Regions from separate parts of the Homo sapiens genome. Here region 1 is linked to region 2. The links are chromatin contacts, found by Hi-C in ENCODE. All regions are on one chromosome and are shown on one strand. The core of a region is the stretch at or near the end of the contact, and the rest is flanking DNA. Distances in the headings are between cores, read along the strand shown. Region 1 holds the start of FOSL2 (FOS like 2, AP-1 transcription factor subunit). Region 2 holds the start of NCOA1 (nuclear receptor coactivator 1).

Region 1 (4,173 bases), core at 945-3,444, 3.9 Mb after region 2:
TCGCGCCGCTCCGACACGCGGTTGCTACTGGGAGGGCTCAGGCAGGGCGCTTTGGCCGCGCCTCCCTTTGCAGCCCCCAAGACTTGGCTAGGGCGGCCTGAGGCCCGCGTGGCGCGGGGAGGGGCTGAGAACCGAGTGGGAAAATGTCACGATTTCTTCTGTGCCCCTCCCGTCCCTACCCCCACCCCCAGTTTTCTGAGTTTTGCTGCTGCCGCTGGGGAAGGACTGATTCGTTTTGCGTCAAAGGACTGCATTTACTCAGTCCTGCTGGGAGAGGCGCGTAAACACCCAGGCAAGCCAGGACGCAGGGATGGGGAGGGGGAAGAAAAAAGCAAAGCACCCACGGCCGGCGCGCGCGTCCGCCTGCCCCACACCCCTCTCCTGGGCCTGCGGAGTTGGGGACTCTGTCCAGCGGGCAGCAGCGGAGGTGCGAGGAGTCTGGCTGGCCTCGCCTCGTCGCGCACGCGCGCGCGTCCTTGGGGATAGCGTTCAGGACAGAATGTGTTTTATAGCTGTAAACAATGACCCCGAGTATTGTTTGGGATTACCGTATCTTGGGGCCCTTGGGGCGGCCAGATGCCGCCAGCCGTCCCGGAAATGCCAGCGCTTTATATAGAGCCCCAGGAAAGCTTCGCGTTCCCGGCTCTATTTTTCTCTGCTACCAACACCCCCACTTTGCAGATAAGGAAACTGAGGACAGAAGTTGTGTGACGGTGCACAGCGAGTTGTCAGCAATGGACTCTCAACACCTCTTAACATTGGGTCCTCATAAGGACCCTGTGGGGTACAGATGGCTGGCGCTACTTAAGAATTGGGTAAACTGAGGCTAACACAGACCCTGGACCAAAACCTAAGTTCCCTGACTTCCGCTACAGTACTTCTCCATTCACACACACCATCATCTCAGCGGAAGGATTGGAGCTCCAGAGCAGAGAAGGGCCTAAGGTCATGTCTCCAAACTCCTTCACTTTATAGGAGGAAACTGAGGCCCAGAGAGGTTAAGGAATTCGTCCAAGATCTCACAGCTCGTAAATAGCGTAGCCGGGCGTTCCTGCTCTAAGGTCTGTGCTCTGTACCCTGCGCCGCGCCCCTCCCAGCCCCGCCCAGCGAGGGAGGAGGACCCAAATGTCCGGCAACCCGCGCCCTGAACTTCGCTCCAAAACAGCTGAAGACGACAACGTTGGGGCACACCCTCTCGCTGGCTTTTTTTTTTTTTTTTTAATTCGTAACAGTCTGGAGTTTGCTTATAAACGCCCGATTACTCTTATTAGATGCGTCCTAATTGCCCGGCGTATAGGGCGGCCGGAATGTCTTGACTGGTTAATTTCATCTTCAAGGCTACTCCTAACGAATTAACTGTAGGACCGAAAACATGAAAAACAAAAAACAAAAAGGGAACCGGTAGGCAGACCGCCACGGAGGGAAAAATAGGCAGGCCAGCCCCGCCCGGCGCCGTGCCCCGCCAACACCCGGCCGCAGGGCGGCGCGGGCACCCTGCGCGCCCGGGGCGCCCGCTGCACTCGGCGGCGCCGCGGAGGGCGCCTACGACCGCGCGCAGCCGCGCCCTCCCTGCGAGCGGCTCTGCGCGCCCGGCTCCCGGCCTCCCGGTGGCGCCGCACCGAACCGCCCGTCTCGCCGTCAGGGCTGTGATTATTTTCTAAAATCCGGAGGCGAGACCCGCGCGGCCGCTCTCGGGGCCCCGCCCCGAGCCCCTTCCCAGGGCGGGGGAGAGGCCGCAGCGCACTCGGGAGCGGGCGAGGGAATCCCTCTCCCTCCACGTCACCCGAAAGCGAGGAAACCCGCACTCGCGTCCTCTAACGCAAATGACCATCTTTGGCAACGTGCGCCAATGGAACAGACCAAGGGCGCTGGGCCCGGGGGGTGAGCGGGGGACTGGGGAGGGCCGGGGCTGCCTCGGCGCCTCCGAACCGTGCGTGGCGCCCGCTCCCGCCCGTGCCACCGCCTGGCTTCCTCGCGCGGGGTGCGCGGTTGGCGTCAGCGCGGCCGGGAGCCGGGGCTGGGAGGGGAGAGCTGCGCCCGCCTCCTCCCCTCCCGCGCCTCTTCCTCCTCCGCGGCCTCCTCCCCCCGCCTCCTCGTGCGCTCCTCCCTGCAAGGTGGAGTCTGGGGTTGACGTGAGTGAATCCACATGGTACAGGGCTGGAGAATAAAGAGTGTGAGTTGAACTCGTGCCATTGTAGTGACTCATCTCGGGCAGAGCGCTAGGGCTCCGAGCGAACCAGCGAGCGAGCGAACGAGCGGCGCTCGGCGGGGACAGAAAGAGGGAGAGAGAGAGAGAGAGAGAGGGAGAGGCGCGGCCGGGCGAGGCGGGCCCGTCCGGGAGCGGGCTCCGGGGAAGGGGTGCGGGTCTGGGCGCCGGAGCGGGGAGCGGGGCCGCGTCCCTCTCAGCGCCAGCTCTACTTGAGCCCCACGAGCCGCTGTCCCCCTGGCGCGCTCGGGGCCGCGGGACGGGCGCACGCCGCCTTCTCCTAGTCAAGTATCCGAGCCGCCCCGAAACTCGGGCGGCGAGTCGGCCACGGGAAGTTTATTCTCCGGCTCCTTTTCTAAAAGGAAGAAACAGAAGTTTCTCCCAGCGGACAGCTTTTCTTTCCGCCTTTTTGGCCCTGTCTGAAATCGGGGGTCCCCAGGGCTGGCAGGCCAGGCTCGCTGGGCTCCTAATCTTTTTTTTAATTTCCAATTTTTGATTGGGCCGTGGGTCCCCGCTGAGCTCCGGCTGCGCGCGGGGGCGGGAGGGCGCGCGCAGGGGAGGGACCGAGAGACGCGCCGACTTTTTAGAGGGAGGGATCGGGTGGACAACTGGTCCCGCGGCGCTCGCAGAGCCGGAAAGAAGTGCTGTAAGGGACGCTCGGGGGACGCTGTTCCTGAGGTGTCGCCGCCTCCCTGTCCTCGCCCTCCGCGGTGGGGGAGAAACCCAGGAGCGAAGCCCAGAGCCCGCGGCGCGGCCGGCGGACGAACGAGCGCGCAGCAGCCGGTGCGCGGCCGCGGCGAGGGCGGGGGAAGAAAAACACCCTGTTTCCTCTCCGGCCCCCACCGCGGATCATGTACCAGGATTATCCCGGGAACTTTGACACCTCGTCCCGGGGCAGCAGCGGCTCTCCTGCGCACGCCGAGTCCTACTCCAGCGGCGGCGGCGGCCAGCAGGTAGGTGCGGGCCCCGGTGCACCTGGCGGCGCGGGCGGACCCCTGCCCTCTTCTCGCCGCCACTGCCTCTTTTGCTTTCTTTTCTTTTTCTTGGCGAGAAAATACCTACGGGCCACCGTTGTAAGTTCTGGATTTTCGTCCTCCCCTTCCCCCCCACCCCCTTTTAAACTAGGGGATTGGAGAGTGGGCTTGAAGAGACAACATGCCCTTTTCCTCTCACGTTATATTTTACCCAGATAGACTCCTGGAATTGTAGGCCCCCTACCAGGAGCCTGTTACCTCCTTCCAAGAACTACTCCCCCTCCCCAGTGTCTGCCCCCCCCCCCCCACCCCTGCCCCGCGTCTTCTCTCTGGGTGGTGGACAGACAAGAAAATCTTTGCACCCACTGGCACCTCTCGACATCCTGGGACCCTATTCCTTCAGGAAAGCCCTCTCTCTCTCCTCCCCGTTCTCCATCAGTCATAACTCCTTTCTGAAAGGGGTTGGGGACCCAGAAACATGGTTGGACTCCTTCAAGTAATCTGGAGCGAGGGCGAGGGCTGCCGCTCTGGGAATCAGGTGCGAAGGTCAGGAAGGAAGAAGCCAGCCTTGGTTGGCTCATGCCGCCTGTGTGCCCCCTGCCTGCCTGCCTGCCCCCCCGCCGACCCGTCTTCTGTAAGGATCACGGACAGGAGGCTGCACTGCCCCCCAGGAACGAAGGAGCACCTTGAGGGTCTGGGGGTACCTGGAGCAAGGAGACCGGCAGAGGGAAGAGGGGGTCGGGTGGGGGAAGAGACATCACGCAGGCTCCTGGGTGGTTCTGGAAGCAGAAAACAACTTGTTTCTAAAGCAGCCGGACTGGTTTGCACTGGAGGGATTGTGCGTGTGATCTCTGTGTTTATAAATACCAGGAAGGTGCTGTTGGCGGGGGGGTGCTGATGGCGTGTCTGCCCTCTGCTGCAGCTCCCCCACCCGCTCTGTCTCGAGAGAGAGCTGGGTTAACGCAGGCCCAATACAACATGAAGCCCACCGTG
Region 2 (4,177 bases), core at 1,337-3,836:
TGGCCCTATATTTAGGGTTGCTCGGGTGGATTAGTAAAATGGGCCTGTTTAGTAAAAGTAGATGGAGTCTGAGAGAAGTTGAGTATGACCAGAGAAAAGATTACCAATTGGAGACATAAAAGGGTGTTATAACTGCTTTGACAAGTGATTATGACTTGTAGAGGAAGGAGAAAAAAGTCAAAGAGTTATTATTTAAGAAACATTACCAGGCGCAGTGGCTCATGACTGTAATCCCAGCACTTTGGGAGGCCGAGGCTGGTGGATAACCTGAGGTCAGGAGTTCAAGACCAGCCTGGCCAACACGGCGAAACCCTGTCTCTACTAAAAATACAAAAAATTAGCCGGGCGTGGTGGCGGGTGCCTGTAATCCCAGCTACTCGGGAGGCTGAGGCAGGAGAATCACTTGAACCCAGGAGGCAGAGGCTGCAGTGAGCTGAGATCGCGCCACTGCACTCCAGCCTGGGCGACAAGAGCGAGACTCTGTTTCAACAACAACAAAAAAGAAACAGTACCATTCTAGAAAAGAACTCTCTCTTTAGCATACATGGATGGTTATGGCAATATAAATTAACACCTAAATAATTTGTCATTCAACAAAATCTTAGCACTGTGTGTCTTGAGGATATTTTAAAGTTAATTACGACCCCGGGCTGCAGAGTGGGAGATTGGAAGAAGGAAATTCAGGAGTTGTTTTGTTAACAGTTGAAGCTGTGGAAATAAACAGTCAACCGAAGCCAGAGGAAAGGAAGGAAAAAAATAAAACCTTGAGGATACCAACATTTTTTATGGCCCCGTAAAAAAGGAGCAGCCCAAGAAAAGTGCAAACGAAGGCAAGTTCAGAAATCAGGTAGAGAGACTCATATTGAAGACAAGGGAGGAGAGTTTCAAAAAGGAGGAGTTAGCAGTATCACGTGCTGTAGAAAGGCCACACGACAGTAGGACTGAAGTGGCCACTAGATTTGGCCTTCAGCACTTACTAGAGTCTAGTGGAGACAGGAGTACCTTGCACAAGTGGCTCATTTGTTGGCACCAGAGGCTAGAACAAGGCACTTTCACACAGTCTGCATTGGACTAGATTGGGAAGTAGGCCCTACATTAGGGGACGAAACTCATGAGTGCCCGGGTATTTTCAGCTATTATTGGGGATAGGGACTCTGCGGGTGGCTAGAGGTACTGCTAAGCCAGAGCTCAGGAGATGCACCTAGGGCCCCAGTAGTAGGTCTCCGATAAGAATCAGGGGAATGAATATATAAATGAATGAATATATGAATGCATGTGGGGGTGTGGTCTAGCGATTACTTTATGAGCGTGACAAGGATAGGAAGAGGATGGTGAAAGCATACAGTAGTACCTGCCTGTGAAAGAAGCTGCCCGTCGACTCAGAGAGCTGCCACGGAGATTGGTGTTTTCAAGGCTGTCAGGTTCCCCAGTTGGGAGAAGGGTGGGAAGGGCTTAAGGATTTACAGAGATTGATTTAGGGGAGAACACACAGGAAGCGAAACAGCAGGAAACGCCGGGAGACAGCAGCAGCAGGACAGGATTGAGGAAGGGTAAGAGTGCGAAATGGGGTAAGAATAAAAGAAAGGAATGGACAGATGTATGCTTTACAAGGCACTTCCACGGCGAGTGACTCATTCATGCTTAGGACAACCCAGGGAGAGACATAGGTATATATTGCATTGCCAGCCTTTGGAATGCGGGATGCGGTCCAGATAAGGCCATCGCAGCTCAGAGAGGCTGTTCAGCCGCTGTTCGATTCCTCTGGTGACAAGAACACTCTACTTTTGGAAGTAGCACTTCTATTAGAGAAGTTAAAAAAAAAAAAAAAAGAAAAGGGAGATAAGAAGAAAGGTGTGGGCCCCTTGAGGGGAAAGATCTGTGAATGACAGACATTTTAGATAATTCATGGAATTGCAGAGCCAGAACGGGTCAGGCAGATCTTTTCATCTGTAAAACGAAGGGGGCAGACGATCTTCCTTTTCTCTTGTCTAATAGCCTGTGAAATCATCTAGGCAACCACCTCCCAATTTTACAGAATAAAAAACGAGGCCCGCGGGATATGTCTCGCTCAAAGTAACAGAACGCCCGAGTGGAGGGACAGGCCCGGAGCCGACTCCGCCCCGTCCGCAGGGCCTCTCGCCGCTCCGACACCTTCCCAGAAAGATAAAGAACAGCGGGAGGCGGCAGGCCCGGCGGCCTAGCTGCGAGCGCCCTGGTGTTCGAGGCCGCTTCCCGGCAGCAGTGGGAGGAACGCCCCGAGGGGAGGGCAGGAGAGGGGCGGGGAGGAGTTGAGACGGGCGGGGAAGAGTTCGGGCCTCCTTTCCCACACTTCGTTAGGACGCCGGCTGGGGCGGGCCGGCAGAGGGCGCGGGGCGGTTCCTCGCTCGGCGGGCCCGGCAGGCCCGGCGGGCTGGGGGCGCGCTGTCCCGGGCGCACTGTCGGAGCTCGCGGGCACCGGGTCGCGGCGGCCCGGGCGGCCGGAGCCGGCAGGGGAAGTGCGGCGGGCGGGCAGGCGGGCGGCCGGGAACGGGCGGGGCGGGGCGGGGCGCGAAGGGGGCGGTGCCGCGAGCGGGGGGCGGTGGCGGCGGCGGCGGTGGCGGCCGAGGAGGAGAACATGGCGGCCGCGGAGAGCGGCTGAAATGCCTGTTCTTCAGGCCGGGCGAGCGGGAGTCTGACGCGATTTGCTGAGCTCTGTCCTCCGACGGCTGCCTCGCGGCCTTGAGGGCCTCCGCCGCCTGTTCGCTGCTGCTCCCTCGAGCGGAGCCTGCGTCAGGTTCCCTCTGCATCCCCCTGCGGGGGGACCCCTGCTCCGGAGGAGGGGGCCGGAGAGCCGCGGCGCCGGGCCCGAGGAGCGGCGGAGGCCGGGGCGGCGCCGCCGCCACGGTCGCGGACGAGTGCGGCGCCGGTGAGCGGGGCCCAGAGGCGGCGGCGGCAGGTGAGTGGCGGGCTGCGGGTGCGGAGCCTCCCGGTGGGTGCAGCTGTCACGAGCCGCGCGGCCGCGGAGGCCCTAGGGGGCGGGGAGCAGCTGGCGCCCCTCCGCCCCCTGCTCTCCTTTCTCCCGCTCCATCCTCCTCCCACTTCCCCGAGTTCCCCTCGCGGCCCGGCGCGGCTGGAGGGGGCGGAGGTCGCAGCTGTCACGGGCACCAGCTGGGGGCTGCTCCCCGCCGGGGGAAATCGCTGCAGCAGCGACTTCTCTCCGCCTCTTTTCCAGTTGCCCTAGTTAGCGCGGAGAGGGCGAGCATCCGCGGAGGGGGTGCGAGCTGCGCGGCCGCCTGCCCGGCGTGGGGAGCGGGCGCCCCGGGCCGCCGCCGAGAGGGGGAGCCGGAAGTCGGCGCGGGCGCCCCTCGGCCCCGACGACGCCGTGACCTTGGCCGGCCCGCTCACCTCTCGGAATCTCGCCTGCCGGGACCGCGAAATGGGGGCGACCGCGGCGTCCCTCTCCGTCGGCGCAGCCCTCGACGGCGCTTGGGTTTGACCCCGGCGCGCTTGCTCGCCCCTTCTCCCGAGAAGGGGTTTCGGAGGTAGACATGGGATGGATACTGGACATGTTCCTGTCGCGGCCCGGGTTTGGTCCCCTTCCTGGGATTCAGCCGAAAGGGCCGAGGAAGGGAAGCAAACATGTTGACGAGGCGATTGGGAGGTGGGGTTGGTTAGTGGGCAGTGACAGAATTCGGGCCGCTCTCTAGTCCCTTGTAAAAGACCTGAAAAAATCGGACACCCAGGGTCTCCAGTCCTTACTACCCAGCTGTGGTGGCTGCTTTTTTATTTTATTTAAAAGCAGTTACCCCCATGGGTAGACACTGCCCAGTCTGACGACGTTAGAGGGAGACGGAGGGGTTGACAATACAGCCTGTGTGTGTGTGACAAGGACAGGCCACGGTGTTGTGTCCGGAGAGTTTCATGGGGAGGAAAACTTTAAGCTGGAGGATCTGTTAGCCTCTCATGCTTGGCCCTCCTCGTTTCTTGTAGAGGTGTTGAACAGGCAGGTGTCCTTGTGCAGAAGGTGACATTTTTTCTTCGGAGACGGTGAGTTTTTAATGTCGAGTGTGATGTTGGTGAGTAAAGGGTTCTTGAGTGAATTGCAGTCCCAGCACCCTCTGTGGATGCCAAGAGGAATCTCTGTGGCGATGATTTGTGAGGGCTGGTGCTTACATTTCAGTGATTAAGAAATCAAGTG

What was found. Hi-C counts contacts between places; a loop is a spot of excess contacts on that map. Pooled maps may share reads with other maps.
Region 1: a loop to region 2 is called in a map of CD8-positive, alpha-beta T cell, with 17 times the contacts of the local background. The contact joins the promoter of FOSL2 here to the promoter of NCOA1 in region 2. A Hi-C loop is called at or near these places in 2 of 168 maps with a recorded cell type or tissue (CD8-positive, alpha-beta T cell and gastrocnemius medialis) and 5 of 50 pooled maps.

Annotation. Positions count from the first base shown.
Region 1 is chr2:28,390,664-28,394,836 of GRCh38, forward strand. FOSL2 (FOS like 2, AP-1 transcription factor subunit) reads left to right here and starts at 2,195. Exons shown (of 4, transcript NM_005253.4): 1 at 2,195-3,159. The coding sequence starts at 3,058. FOSL2-AS1 (FOSL2 antisense RNA 1) reads right to left here and starts at 4,009. Exons shown (of 2, transcript NR_103831.1): 1 at 3,885-4,009. RefSeq lists silencers at 1,412-2,531, 3,018-3,194 and enhancers at 2,225-3,156, 3,312-3,812, 3,813-4,173.
Region 2 is chr2:24,488,668-24,492,844 of GRCh38, forward strand. NCOA1 (nuclear receptor coactivator 1) reads left to right here and starts at 2,587. Exons shown (of 23, transcript NM_003743.5): 1 at 2,587-2,935. RefSeq lists silencers at 2,240-2,579, 2,557-2,715, 2,870-3,359.